Linked DNA regions of Homo sapiens: region 2 is linked to region 1. A link is a contact called in ENCODE Hi-C or POLR2A ChIA-PET data. All regions are on one chromosome and are shown on one strand. The core of a region is the stretch at or near the end of the contact, and the rest is flanking DNA. Distances in the headings are between cores, read along the strand shown. Region 1 overlaps LOC107985695 (a long non-coding RNA gene). Region 2 holds the start of WDR13 (WD repeat domain 13).

Region 1 (6,625 bases), core at 431-2,930:
CGTTGGAACCCGGGACGCGGAGGTTGTGGTGAGCTGAGATCGCATCATTGTACTCCAGCCTGGGCAACAAGATGGAAACTCAGTCTCAAAAAAAAAAAAAGGGGGGGCCGGGCGCGGTGGCTCACGCCTGTAATCCCAGCACTTTGGGAGGCCTAGGCAGGCAGATCACCTGAGATCAGGAGTTTGAGACCAGCCTGGCCAACATGGTAAAACCCCGTCTCTACTTAAAAAAACAAAAATTAGCCAGGCGCGGTGGCGGGTCTGTAATCCCAGCTACCCGGGAAGCTAAGGCAGGAGAATTGCTTGAACCTGGGAGGTGGAGGTTGCAGGGAGCCGAGATCAAGCCACTGCACTCCAGCCTGGGAGACAGAGTGAGACTGTCTCAAAAGTAAATAAATAAATAAATATAAATAAAATTGTAAAATATGCATTCACAAGTTAGTGTTACTGGAAAACTGCATGTTATGTAACAGTATGTACAGAAGTGAAAAAGTACAACCAAAATGATATATCACCAAAATTAAAAACACAAAAATTTAAGATAAAAACAAAATGACACGTACAAGTAAACCGTTTTTTTTAATTTATGTAAATATAAACACGGACATTTAGAAATATACACATTGAAAGGACAGAGATGAGAAATTATTCCTTGGGTGTTGGGTGTCTGTTTGCCATTTATTTCTATAATGTAGTTCCCTCTTTTCTGAAAAACTTGCAACCAACGTGGATGACTTTTCCAAAGAGAAGAGGGACCCAGCATGGTGGCTCATGCCTGTAATCCCAGCACTTGGGAGGTCGAGGCAGGTGGATCATCTGAGGTCAGGAGTTCGAGACCAACCTGGCCAACATGGCAAAACCCCTATCTCTATTAAAAATACAAAATTAGGTGAGTGTGGTAGCAGGCACTTGTAATCCCAGCTACTTAGCAGGCTGAGGCAGGAGAATTGCTTGAATCCCGGAGGCGGAGGTTGCAATGGGCCAGGATCGCGCCACTGCACTCCAGCCTGGGTGAGAGAGTGAGACTCCGTCTCAAAAAACAAACAAACAAAAAAACACAGAAGAGAAAACACTCTCTGAAATGGAAGTAAAGGGACTAGAAAACAATGGGAAGCTATTTAGTAGTAGGGGAAAGGGCTATTTTCCAATGGCGAGTGACAAAACCACAAGGCAAAACTGTCCCTCCCCCTCCAACTGGAGTCCATACAGGGACGCATGCACACGGGCACACGTGTGTCCCTCTGTGAGCGTTGTATGGTGCACACTGATAGACTGATGGGGACCCTCTGACCATTCCTGTGAGGACTTGAGCCAAAAAGCTACTTCTCTCTTGGCACACCTGGCCTAGCCCAGTGTGCTTTTGAAACTCTAGGAACCATTGGAGTCCACTGGAGGGCTTCTGAAAACACCAACTGCTGGGCCCCAGGCCCACAGCTTCTGATTCAGTGGGTCATGGGTGGGGCCTGGGAGTATGCATTTTTAATAGATTCCCAGCGAGGCAGCTGCTGCCTGCCAGGGAACCCCACTTTGGGAACCACTGGACTAGTGTCTGGGTCAGCGAATAGAGGAGGCCACCCGGAGGCCAGAAGGTGCCTGAGGCCCTGGGCTTCATGGCTGGTGGCTGGAGATGCCCTCCTCCAGGCCTGGAGCTTCCTCAACCTGACAACTTGCCAATAAGGGAAATGGGCGCGATCTAACGTGCCGCGAACTAGTGCAGACTCACAGCCTAGGTCGAGTAGGAATGGAATTCTAGAAATGATATATGCCAAGAGTTTGCAGTGTAGACCTCAGAATCATCTCAGATTCAAAGAGGAAACCAAACGACTGCAGCAGCAGCAGCAGCAGCAGCAGCAGCAGCAGCAGGGAACAGGTTGGCTACAGAGCCAGTGGTCACACCCGGCTTTCTGCAGCCTTTCTGGCTCCGCAGCATTTTTTTCAGAGCTTAAGGGCGGGAGGAGATGCTGTATATTTAGGGGTGGAGTGAGGAATAGCGGAGCATTCCGGCATTTCTGGAGTAACACTGCCCCCAAGAGCAATCTGTGATAAAGCCTCAAGCTATGTGGACAAACAACATGAAAGGCGAGGTAATGAAAAAAAGATCCAGAAAGATCCAGCAGCCAACTTGACGATCCTCGCTGATTGAAGATTAAAGCACTATGAGCGCAGCTAGGTTCAAATAGCGGTTCTGCCACTTACTCACTTTGTGACCCTGGGCAAATTAGTCAACTTCCCTGTGCCTCAGTTTCCCCTACTTGTACTTCATGGGGGATTAATGAACTAATATATGGAAAGTATTCAAAGCATTTCTGCTGACTACAGAAACTCTTTACAATTCTCCCAGAAATAATCCAGGTCATCATGCATTTGCCCACATTCCATCTTTGTCAGGAATTGTAGGCCAAAATGTTCTTTTTTTATTTTAATTTAATTTTAATTTTTTTTTGAGATGGAGTCTCCCTCTGTCTCCCAGGCTGGAGTGCAGTGGCGTGATCCGGGCTCACTGCAACCTCCACCTCCCAGGTTCAAGGAATTTTCCTGCCTTAGCCTCCCGAGTAGCTGGGATTACAGACGCCCGCCAACATGCCTGGCTAGTTTTTATGTTTTTTTAGTAGAGACGGGGTTTTGCCGTGTTGCCCAGGCTGGTCTCCAACTTCTGACTTCAGGTGATCCGCCTGCCTCGGCCTCCCAAAGTACTGGGATTGTAGATGTGAGCCACTGCAACCGGCCCAAAATGTACTCTTTTTTTTTTTTTTTTTTTTTTGAGGCAGTCTCACTCTGTCGCCCAGGCTGGAGTGCAGTGGTGCGATCTCGGCTCACTGCAAGCTCCGCCTCCTGGGTTCACGCCATTCTCCTGCCTCAGCCTCCCGAGTAGCTGGGACTACAGGTGCCCGCCACCACGCCCGGCTAATTTTTTGTATTTTTAGTAGAGATGGGGGTTTCACCGTGTTAGCCAGGATGGTCTCGATCTCCTGACCTCGTGATCCGCCCGCCTCCGCCTCCCAGAGTGCTGAGATTACAGGCGTGAGCCACCGCGCCCGGCCAATGTACTCGTTTTTTAAAGACAATGCTTAGTTATAGTTCTCCACAATTAAACCCAGCACAGTGGCCAGGAGTGGTGGCTCATGTAATCCCAGCACTTTGGGAAGCCAAAAGGATCACTTGAGACCAGGAGTTCGGGACCAGCCTGAGCAATATAGGGAGACACCCACCCCCCCCACCTGTCTCTATTTTCAAAAATAAAATAGGCCAGGTGCAGTGGTTCAATGCCTCTAATCCCAACATTTTGGGAAGCTGAGGAGGGAGGATTGCTTGAGTCCAGGAGTTTGAGACCAGCCTGGGCAACATGTTGAGGTCCCATTGCTACCAAAATTTTTTAAAAATTAGCCAGGTGTGGTGGTGCATGCCTGTAGTCCCAGCTACTTGGGAGACTGAGGTGGGAGGATCACTTGAGCCCAGGAAGTCAAGGCTCCAGTGAGCTGAGATCATGCCACTGCACTCCAGCGTGGGTGACAGAGCAAAGACCCTGTCTCAAAACAAACAAATAAATAAAATACAGTAAAATAAAATTATAATAAAATAATATAAAATATAAAGACATTAGTTGGGTGTGGTGGTTCGTGCCTGTAGTCTCAGCTACTCAAGAAGCTAAGGTGGAAGGATCGCTTGAGCCCAGGAGTTCAAAGCTGCACAATGAGCTATGAGCACACCAGTGCACTCCAGTCTGGGCGACAAAGTGAGACGCTGTCTCTAAAAAAATTTTTTTTAATTAAATTAAAATAAAAGAAATTTTTAAGGTCAGGTCTGGCTTTTTTTAAAAAAAAGTCATGAGTCATACTCTCAATATAGGCATAGAACACTGTTTACAGCTTTTGCCTCCATAAAATTATTTTTCTGTTATGGAAAATTTCAAGCGTATAAAAAAGTAGAGAGAACAATACAATAAATCTCCATGTAGTCATCACCTAGTTCAACATTTATCAATTCACAGCCAATGTTGTTTCTTTTATGTCCTCTACCCACATCCCCACTGGATTATTTTGAAGCAACACCCAGATATTACATCATTTTACCCATGAATCTCTCAAGATGTTGCTGTAAATGATAAGAACTTTTCCTTTTTTTGTTTTTTTTTTTTGAGACAGAGTCTTGCTCTGTTGCCAGGCTGGAGTGCAGTGGTGCAATCTCGGCTCACTGCAACCTCCGTCTCCCAGGTTCAAGCAATTCTCCTGCTTCAGCCTCCCGAGTAGCTGGGACTACAGGTGCACACCACCACGCCCAGCTAATTTTTGTATTTTTAGTAGAGTCGGGGTTACACCATGTTGGCCAGGATGGTCTCCATCTCTTGACCTTGTGATCCGCCCGCCTCAGCCTCCCAAAGTGCTGGGATTACGGGCGTGAGCCACCGCGCCCGGCCCAAATGATAAGAGCTTTTAACAAGTTAGCAGTAAATCATGATCATATCTCAAAAATAATAATTCTTTAATCAATTATCTAGTCAGTTACTTTGTCTCTCTCTTTATTTATCAGTTTTCAGAATGAGTTGGTTCACTAGCATCCTCCAAAGGTGGCCAGGGAGATTTTGTGGCATCATTCTGCCCTGAGGGCTAGGTGATGTATTTCAATCTATTGCAGTTATTGTTCTTTTTGATGCTCAAATTGCCCCATCTTTGGCCAATGGGAGCCTTTGAAACTTGCTTGATATGACCCCAGTAATCTATAACTTCCTTTTGATATGATGCAATTTTTAAATAATACATAATTTTATATAATAATGATTATACAATGATACTGTGTTTGCATGGTTCTCAATAATAGTACAGTATATTCAAAAGATAAATAATAATAATATGGGCCAGGCGCAGTGGCTCACGCCTGTAATCCCAGCACTTTGGGAGGCCAAGGCGTGTGGATCACGAGGTTAGGAGATCAAGACCATCCTGGCTAACACGGTGAAACCCCGTCTCTACTAAAAATACAAAAAAATTAGCCGGGTGTGGTGGCGGGAGCCTGTAGTGCCAGCTACTCGGGAAGCTGAGGCAGGAGAATGGCGTGAACCCGGGTGGCGGAGGTTGCAGTGAGCCGAGATCGTGCCACTGCACTCCAGCCTGGGCGACACAGTGAGACTCCGTCTCAAAATAATAATAATAATAATAATAATATGGTATATTTAGATAAATCTAGCTTCTATCCCTGTCTCCTCAACCTTCTTCCCTCTCCCTCCACCCATAAGAAACTATTTTATCTTTTTTTATTCACCCCTTTATAAATAGCTGTTTATATATTTTTGGTTTACTCATCCATTAAAAATATGCAGACAGCTATTTTTTTAAGTAAATTTACAAAGTAAAAACAAAACAAAAAAAAAAACCACACACACAAAGAGCAAATTCCTAGCCAAAAAAAAAAAAAATCCTGGATCAAAATGTATATAAATGTAAAACTTTGATAAATACTGTGAAACTTTTTCTAAAATGCTTGCTGAATTTTATACTGCCACCTGTTATATATTATCAGTTTTCCTCATACTCTTGACAGCACTGGATATTATAAAACGTGAGAGAGCTAAATCTTTTTTCCCTGAGCTATTGGAGTTTTGTGGTTTTATTTTTGTTTTAAAAAATCCAAGTTTGGCCAGACCTGGTGGCTCACACCTGTAATCCCAGTACTTTGAGAGGCCGAAGCAGGAGGATTGCTTGAGCTCAGGAGTTCAAGACCAGCCTGGGCAACATGGCAAAACTCCGTCTCTACAAAAAAATACAAAAAGTTAGCTGGGTGTGGTGGCTCACGCCTGTAGTCCCAGCTACTCAGGAGGCTGAGGTAGGAGAATCACTTGAGCCCAAGAGGCAGAGGCTGCAGTGAACCATGATCACACCACTGCCCTCTAGCCTGGGTGACAGAGCAAGACTCTGTCTCAAAAAAAAAAGAAAAGAAAAAAAAAAGAAAGGGAAAGAAAAAAGAAAAAGTCCATGTTTATGTTTATTGCATTATGGTCAAAGAATGTGGTCTGTATCCATTCTACTTTTTGGAATTTATTAAACTTTTCTCTGTGGCCTAATATTATGGCCAGTGATTACTAATGTTCCATAGTTGCTGACTGACTAAAAGATGTATTCATGGTTTTAAGAAAAGAGAATTTGATATAGCTTTATTAATTATACTGTTTTTGTTTTTGTCTACTAGAGCTGTCATTTGCTGACAAAGGTAAGTTAAAGCCTCCTGCTTCTGGTATATTTCCATCATTTATTTATTACATTTCCCAGAGGTTATACTTTTTGCATCTTGCCACTCTATTAATTAGTACCTACAAATTTATGACAGCTATAGCATTATTTCATTTAAAAATTTTTCTTTTTAGAGACAGGCTGAAGTGCAGTGGTGCCATCATGGCTCACTGCAGCCTTGAACATTTCTCAACCCTGGGCTCCACCTCAGCCTCCCAAGTAGTTGGGTGAGTCACCACACCCAGACATACACACTGTTCTATTTTATTTATTGATTGATTTATTTCACTTCACAATGGGTCGACACATTGTTCTAAACCTTTACCCTCCAAAAGCAAGACACTATCTCCACCAACAACAACAAAAATTTTTAATTAGCTGAGCATAGTGGCGTCATGCCTATA
Region 2 (7,028 bases), core at 1-2,500, 34 kb after region 1:
CGTTGGTGTGCGGTACGCGTTGTACCTGCAGGGTCAGGATGCAGGGCAGGCAGCAGGCACAGGACAGAGGGAATCAATCAGCTCGGGGGGGGGGGTACGGCAGGAGAGTGAGGTGTGTGGCAGTGACTGGGGCCTAGGTGGTAAGAATGACTAGCAGTGGTGATGAGGGACCTCTTGGTCCTGTGGTGGGAGTGAGTCTGCAGTAATAATGAGCATGGTCATGAGGTCAGTTTGCAGACAACAGAGTCAGTCTGCTGCCGTGCTGGGGTCCCTACGGGGTGACTGGGTCAGCGCAGACAATAATTAGGGTCAGTATACCAGGGCGACAGAAATCAGACTGACATTATGGGGGTCAGCGTTGGGAGGTGATGGGGTCAGAATGGGGAAGTGATGATGTAAAAAAAAAAAAGTCTAGGGGACACCCATAGGGGATAGGATGTCACCTGCCTGAGCCCCACCTCCCTCTCACAGGTAGCCGCTTTGCGCATGCCCACATCTGACCACATTTTCCCAGCTTGCTGTTTAGAATCCTCTCCGGCGCAGCCAACTCACCGCGGGCGTGCCCGCCCCCGCTACTGCGCATGCTCACCTCCGGCATGCCCACGCAGCCGCATAAGGCAAGTTCTCCGCCCAGCCTCACTTATCGCCATTGCGCATGCACCACAGTAAGTTCTGCTCCCATGGGCTTTGACCCCACGCCTCACCTCGCGTCCACTGCTAAGACTTGCTGCCACACCGCGGCCATTCCCCGGCCTCCTCCTCTGGCGTGTCCGCCCGCGGCAGCCTGCAGGACAAGGGCCTGGAATGTGAGCGTCCCGAGCGAAGGGATCTAGTTCCGTCCCTTCCACCAGGCGACCATTGCCATAGACATCGAGTCCCTCCGCGCCGGAGATGTCACGAACTCCCCCCCGGGTGTTACCATGGTCATCACCCCAGCCCTGCCCTTCCTGGGCAGCGCCCGGGTGACACACAGCGATTCAGAACAGACACCGCCCCTCCCCAGTCGCCATAGCAACGCCCCTCCCCCGCCTAGCATTCCTTGCTTGACATTCTCCACCCATCTTGTCCCCGCCGCCCTCCGCCTTCCCTTCTCAGATCCAAGAGCATAGCCCGGGATCGGGGACCACCTCCGGGGCTGCCTCCGGTTCTTGAGGCCCCCCGGAGCGGCCCTGAGACCACTGTCGCCGGTTCCTTCTGTCTCTCCTCCCTTTCTCAGGCTCCAGGCAAGATGGCTGCCTGCTATCAGAAAGAACTGCCGAGCCCAGAGCGAATCGATAGGCATCCTTCCCAGGGCGTGGGAGTCTCGCAGGCGCATTGAGGGACATTGGCTTCAAGCCCAAGGACGGAGGCTCCACCCCTTGACTTCTACCCACTCGTTAATTGCACTTTTTGTGTATACAAGGATAATGTCCAAGGGACATAGCGTCAGGGGTGAGTTTGCTAATCATTCCCTAGAAATCAGAAGTACAACATTATAAAAAAGAGAAGAAACACGACTTTTAAAAAGTGGTGTAGGGCCGGGCGCGGTGGCTCACGCCTGTAATCCCAGCACTTAGGGAGGCCGAGGCAGGTGGATCACTTGAGGCCAGGAGTTCAAGACCAGCCTGGCCAACATGGTGAAACCCCGTCTCTACTAAAAATACAAAAATTAGCCGGGTATGGTGGCGGGCGCTTGTAGTCCCAGCTACTCGGGAGGTTGTGGCAGGAGGATTGCTTGAGCCCAGGACGCGGAGGTTGTAGTGAGCTGAGATCGCGCCACTGCACTCTAGCCTGGGCGACGGGAGTGAAACCCTGTCTCAAAAACAAAAACAAAAAAAGTGGTGTAGGCCACTTTTTAGCAGCACAATCTTGTCCAAGCAAAACTTGAATAATAGAATAAAAAATCATCATATATGCAAAGACGCCTTGAAAGTTCACCAGTTCTTGCAGTGGGCCTCTGCACACCCCTGGGATGAGTAAGGTCGGTTGTGTGTGTGTGACTGGGATGGTTGGACTTGGATGCCCCCAGACAGCTTGAGGCTTGAGTTTCTTTCTTTTTTTTTTTTTTTTTTCTTTTTGAGACGGGAGTCTCGCTCTGTCGCCCAGGCTGGAGTCCAGTGGCGCGATCTCGGCTCATTGCAAGCTCCGCCTCCTGGGTTCACGCCATTCTCCTGCCTCAGCCTCCCAAGTAGCTGGGACTACAGGCGTCCGACACCACGCCTGGCTAAATTTTTGTGTTTTTAGTAGAGAGGGGGTTTCACCGTGTTAACCAAGATGGTCTCAATCTCCTGACCTCATGATCCGCCCGCCTCGGCCTCCCAAAGTGCTGGGATTACAGGCGTGAGCCACCGAGCCCAGTCGAGGCTTGAGTTTCTAAAGACAGAAGATAGAATTAGGCAAAAGAAGCTTTGGGGTTTGGATCCAAAGAGGCTATCTGAATCATCTCTATTTCAACTTCCAGCAGGAAGCTGCTTTCAAACTGTTCATCTTAACGTTATCAGGGTAAACTTCCTGTTGGATCTTAACATCAACTGACATAAAATTCAAAGCTGTTATTTTCCACATTATTTTTATAACAAATACAATCAATTCAACAATGTTTTAAAGTCACCGAAAGATCACACTGTATTGTGTTGACTCAGCATCTCCCTTGTCCCTGTAACAAGCTTATCAGTGTCTTTTCATATTAAATACTCTTTTGTAACATGATTGATAAAGAGTAAACTCTATTTCACTGCACAAACATGTAACCTTAACAAGAACAACTAATATTTATGAGACAATGTGCTGGGTACTGTTCAAGGTATTTTATACATATATTAATCTATTTAATCTTTTTTTTTTTTTTGAGATGGGGTTTCACTCTGTCACCCAGGCTGGAGTGCAGTGACACGATCTTGGCTCACTGCAATCTCTGCCACCTGGGCTCAAGCAGTCCTCCTACCTCAGCCTCCCGGGAGCTGGGACCACAGACATTTGCCACCACGCCCGGATAATTTTTCTATTTTTGGTAGAGACGGGGTTTCACCATGTTGGCCAGGCTGGTCTCAAACTCCTGAGCTCAAGTGATTCGCCCGCCTCGGCCTCCCTAAGTGCTAGGATTACAGGCGTGAGCCACTGTACCCAGTCAATTTAATCATAATAACTGAAGGTTGTGGGTCCTGTTACTATCCCCATTTTACAGATGAGGATATCTGAAGCCCAGGGAATTCAAGGGTGACATTTTATTGAACTGGTTCCCTTACGTTTTTTTTTTTTTTTTTTTTTTTAAGACATGGTGTCAACTGGGCGTAGTGGCTTATGTCTGTAATCCCAGCACTTTGGAAGGCTGAGGCGGGAGGATCACTTGAGTCCAGGAAGTTGAGACCAGCCTGGGGAACAAAGTGAGACCCCATCTCTACCAAAAATTAGGCATGGTGGTACATCCCTGTAGTCCCAGCTACTCGGGAGGCTGAGGCAGAAGAATTGCTTGAGCCTGGGAGGTTAAGGCTGCAGTGAGCTGTGATCATGCCACTACACTCCAACCTGGGCAACAGAGCGAGACCCTGTCTCTTAAAAAAAAAAAAAGAGGTCGGATGTGGTGGCTCACACCTGTAATCCCAGCACTTTGGGAGGCTGAGGCGGGCAGATCACCTGAGGTTAGGAATTCGAGACCAGCCTGGGCAACATGGTGAAACTCTGTCTCTACTAAAAATACAAAAAATTAGCCGGGCATGGTGGCAGGAGCCTGTAATCCCAGCTACTTGGGAGACTGAGGCAAGGACAATCACTTGAACCCTGGAGGCGGAGGTTGCAGTGAGCTGAGATCGTGCCATTGCACTCCAGCCTGGGCAACAAGAGCGAAACTCCATCTCAAACATAAATTAATTAAAAAAGAGAGAGCGACATGGGGTCGGCTGGGCATGGTGGCTCGTACCTGTAATCCCAATACTTTGGGAGGCCAAGGCAAGAAGATCACTTGAGTCTAGGAGTTTGAGACCAGCCTGGGCAACACAGTGAGACTACATCTCTACAAAAATAAAATTAGCTGGGTGTGGTGGTGTGTGCTCATAGTCCCAGCTACTCAGGAGGGTGAGGTGGGAGGATTGCTTGAGCCTGGGAGGTCAAGGCTGCAGTGAGCCATGCCACTGCACTCTGGCTTGGATGTTAGAGTAAGACCCTGTTTTTTTTTTTTGTTTTTTTTTTTTGTTTTTTTTAAAAAGAGAGAGATATGGGGGTATCTTGATATGTTGCCCAGGCTGGTCTCGAACTCGTGGCCTTGAGGCATCCTTCCACCTCAGCCTCCCAAGGAGCTGAGATTTACAGGCATGAGCCACTGCACCCAGCCCTGAACTGGTCCCCTATTTGTGACTGGCATTGGGTTTATTTCCATGTTCTTTTTTCACCATAAAGAGTGTTGTGATAAATACCTTTCCCATTCACTTCCACCTTCTCTCAACAGAGCCCTGCCCCTTCATCCCACCACTCTGCTTCCAAAGAAATATGATGGAATGAAATAACAGAAGAGTCAGGAATTCGAGTCAGGGATACCTGGGAAATTCTGTTTCACCATTGGAATGAATTCTTTTATTGTTTTTCAATATTAACATATTAAATTTATAAAAATTATTTTTAAAACCTCTTCCTATAAGGCTATAAGATACTAGACAAAACAAGCTGATGAAAGGTTTGTTGGCTGGGCACTGTGGCTCACGCCTGTAATCCCACCACTTTGGGAGGCTGAGGAGGGTGGGTCACTTGAGGCCAGGAGTTAGAGACCAGCCTCGCCAACATGGGCACCTCTGCCTCCCAGCTCAAGCGATTCTCGTGCCTTAGCCTCCCAAGTAGCTGGGACTACAATCGTGCACTACCATGCCAGGCTAATTTTTGTGTTTTTAGTAGAGATGGGTTTCACCATATTGGCCAGGCTGGTCTCGAACTCCTGACCTCACGTGATTTGCCTGCCTTGGCCTCCCGAAGTGCTGGATTACAGGCATGAGCCACTCAGCTGGTTTTTCTTGATTAAACATTCCTCTGCTTGTTACAAGCTTTCGGTTAGTTTTCAAAGTTTGAGACCTGCCTGACAGCATGGTGAGACTCTATCTTTACAAAATAAAAAAAAATAACCAGGCATGATGGTGTACACCTGTAGTCCCAGCTATTCAAGAGGCTGAGGTGGGAGATCACTGGAGCCTGCGAAGTTGAGGCTGCAGTGAACCGTGATCACACCACTGCACTCCAGCCTGGGCAACGCAGTGAGACCCTGTCTCAAAAAAAAAACAAACAAACAAACAAAAAAAAAAAAACAAGAAATGCAAAGGAACGCAGTGGACCACATTGGCTGTGTCTGCTTTTCATTGCTACCACAGGCTGAAATAAAATCTCAAGTTGGGCCCCAACTTCAGAGGACAAAGTAAAAGTGTAGGTGGGAAAGTGTAGGTGGTTCAGGGTACAGGTGTGCTGAGAATCAAGGCCAGAGAGAGAAACGGGAGGAGCCATGGAGCTGAGGTGTAATTGGAGTGGAGACACGGAATCCTCATTCACTTATCTCATCCCTGAAGTTTCTTCCTAAATGGGGTGAGTGGGGGTTGGGATATGAGTTCATAACTTTCATCATTTCCTGATGGGAAAACATTTGCCTCTGAAGCCAAAGTTCTCACAACCCCCAAATGGGGGTTGGTGACAACTCTCTATGCCCTAAGTCAGAAATAAAATTTCTGCCTTTGGAAAAAGCCTCAAACGGAGCACTGTGCGGTCCCCAGCGTGCTGAACTAGCAAGCCAGCCTTCTGACAGATACTTCTTCAGTCCCTGGAGCTACGATTCTAACTGCCAAGATCAATAGTAAGAAAATAATAATGTAAGAAATTGGTAAACTTGTAAATGAAATAGTAGTTTGGCCGGGCATGGCGACTCATGCCTGTAATCCCAACACTTTGGGAGGCCATGCGGGTGGATCACTTGAGGCCAGGAGTTTGAGACCAGCCTGCTCAACATGGTGAAACCCCATCTCTACTAAAAGTAGAAAAATTAGCTGGGCATGGTGGTGGGTGCCTGTTATCCCAGCTACTGAGGAGGCTGAGGCAGGAGAATCGCTTGAACCTGGGAGGTGAAGGTTGAAGTGAGCCGAGATCACGCCACTGCACTCCAGCCTGGGCAACAGAGTGAGACTCTTCTTAAAAAAAAAAATAGTAGTTTGGTTATTGTTGCTGGGGGGCAGGTGTGAAAAATAAATTTGAACTGAAACCAGAATGCACAAAGCCTTGGACTGCTGAGCGTGAGGATAAGGCGGACGTTAAAGCCTGTCGGCCACGGATTCAGAGCCAGCGGAAATCACTTCACAGGGGTAGGACTAGGATCACTCTGGTCTTAAGATCTCAATTCAGCTTGCCCAGTGAGGCATTCAGGGCTAGATTGCAGATCTGGGAGTGTTTAGCCCTTGCATCTGATATCACAGTCCCAGGCAATTACAGCCCTTGATTCTCTTTCTTTCCTGCTAATATGTTGAACTACATCTCATGCTTTTCAAATGTCAAGCCACCCTTGCTGTCCTGGGATAGGTCCCACCTGGTTGTGGTGATAGCCTGCATTACTGAGTGCTGACTATACTGATCTTATATGTACTGTCACAAACCTAAGGAGGTAGGTATGACATTTAAGCCCCATTTTGAAGATAGGGAAAGTGAACTCTAGAGGGGTTTACTGCCCATGGCCACAGATGTAGACAATATTAGAACTAGTATTTGGACTCCAGTGGGAAGTCGAACTGTTTTGTTTTTTTTTGTTTGTTTGTTTTTTACTTTAAGTTCTGGGATACCTGTGCAGAACATGCAGGTTTGTTACATAGGTATACATGTGCCATGGTGGTTTGCTCCACCTATCCACGCATCATCTAGGTTTTAAGCCCCGCATGCGTTAGGTATTTGTCCTACTGCTCGAACTAGACTGTTTCTTATCCTGGACACCAGAAACCACCAACCACTGGTAACCAGCCAGCATTGTTGACAATAATGCCCCGTCCTTCTCCTAGCTCTGTGCACCCCCAGCACTAAGTCCCAGATCTAGTTCTGTT

Evidence for each region. A loop is a pair of places that touch in the nucleus more often than their neighbours do. ChIA-PET counts read pairs that join two places held with the same protein, here RNA polymerase II (POLR2A). Pooled maps may share reads with other maps.
Region 2: a map of naive thymus-derived CD4-positive, alpha-beta T cell shows a loop between it and region 1 (8-fold over the local background). The contact joins the promoter of WDR13 here to the enhancer-like site in region 1. A Hi-C loop is called at or near these places in 1 of 168 maps with a recorded cell type or tissue (naive thymus-derived CD4-positive, alpha-beta T cell) and 7 of 50 pooled maps. POLR2A ChIA-PET finds 5 or more read pairs at or near these places in 7 of 52 experiments (A549, BJ, HEK293 and 4 more).

The regions. Positions count from the first base shown.
Region 1 is chrX:48,626,911-48,633,535 of GRCh38, reverse strand. All of the region lies in intron 1 of LOC107985695 (a long non-coding RNA gene), which reads right to left. Among named protein-coding and RNA genes, the nearest start is that of WDR13, 33 kb to the right of the region's middle. RefSeq lists an enhancer at 1,639-1,708. Within about 2 kb of position 1,680, at least 2 of the 41 ENCODE cell types and tissues checked have a DNase peak (open chromatin) inside an H3K27ac peak, as active enhancers do.
Region 2 is chrX:48,591,714-48,598,741 of GRCh38, reverse strand. It overlaps WDR13 (WD repeat domain 13), which reads right to left and starts at 1,250. Exons shown (of 10, transcript NM_001347217.2): 1 at 1,128-1,250; 2 at 705-784; 3 at 1-25. The coding sequence starts at 745. RefSeq lists enhancers at 455-514, 535-604, 625-944.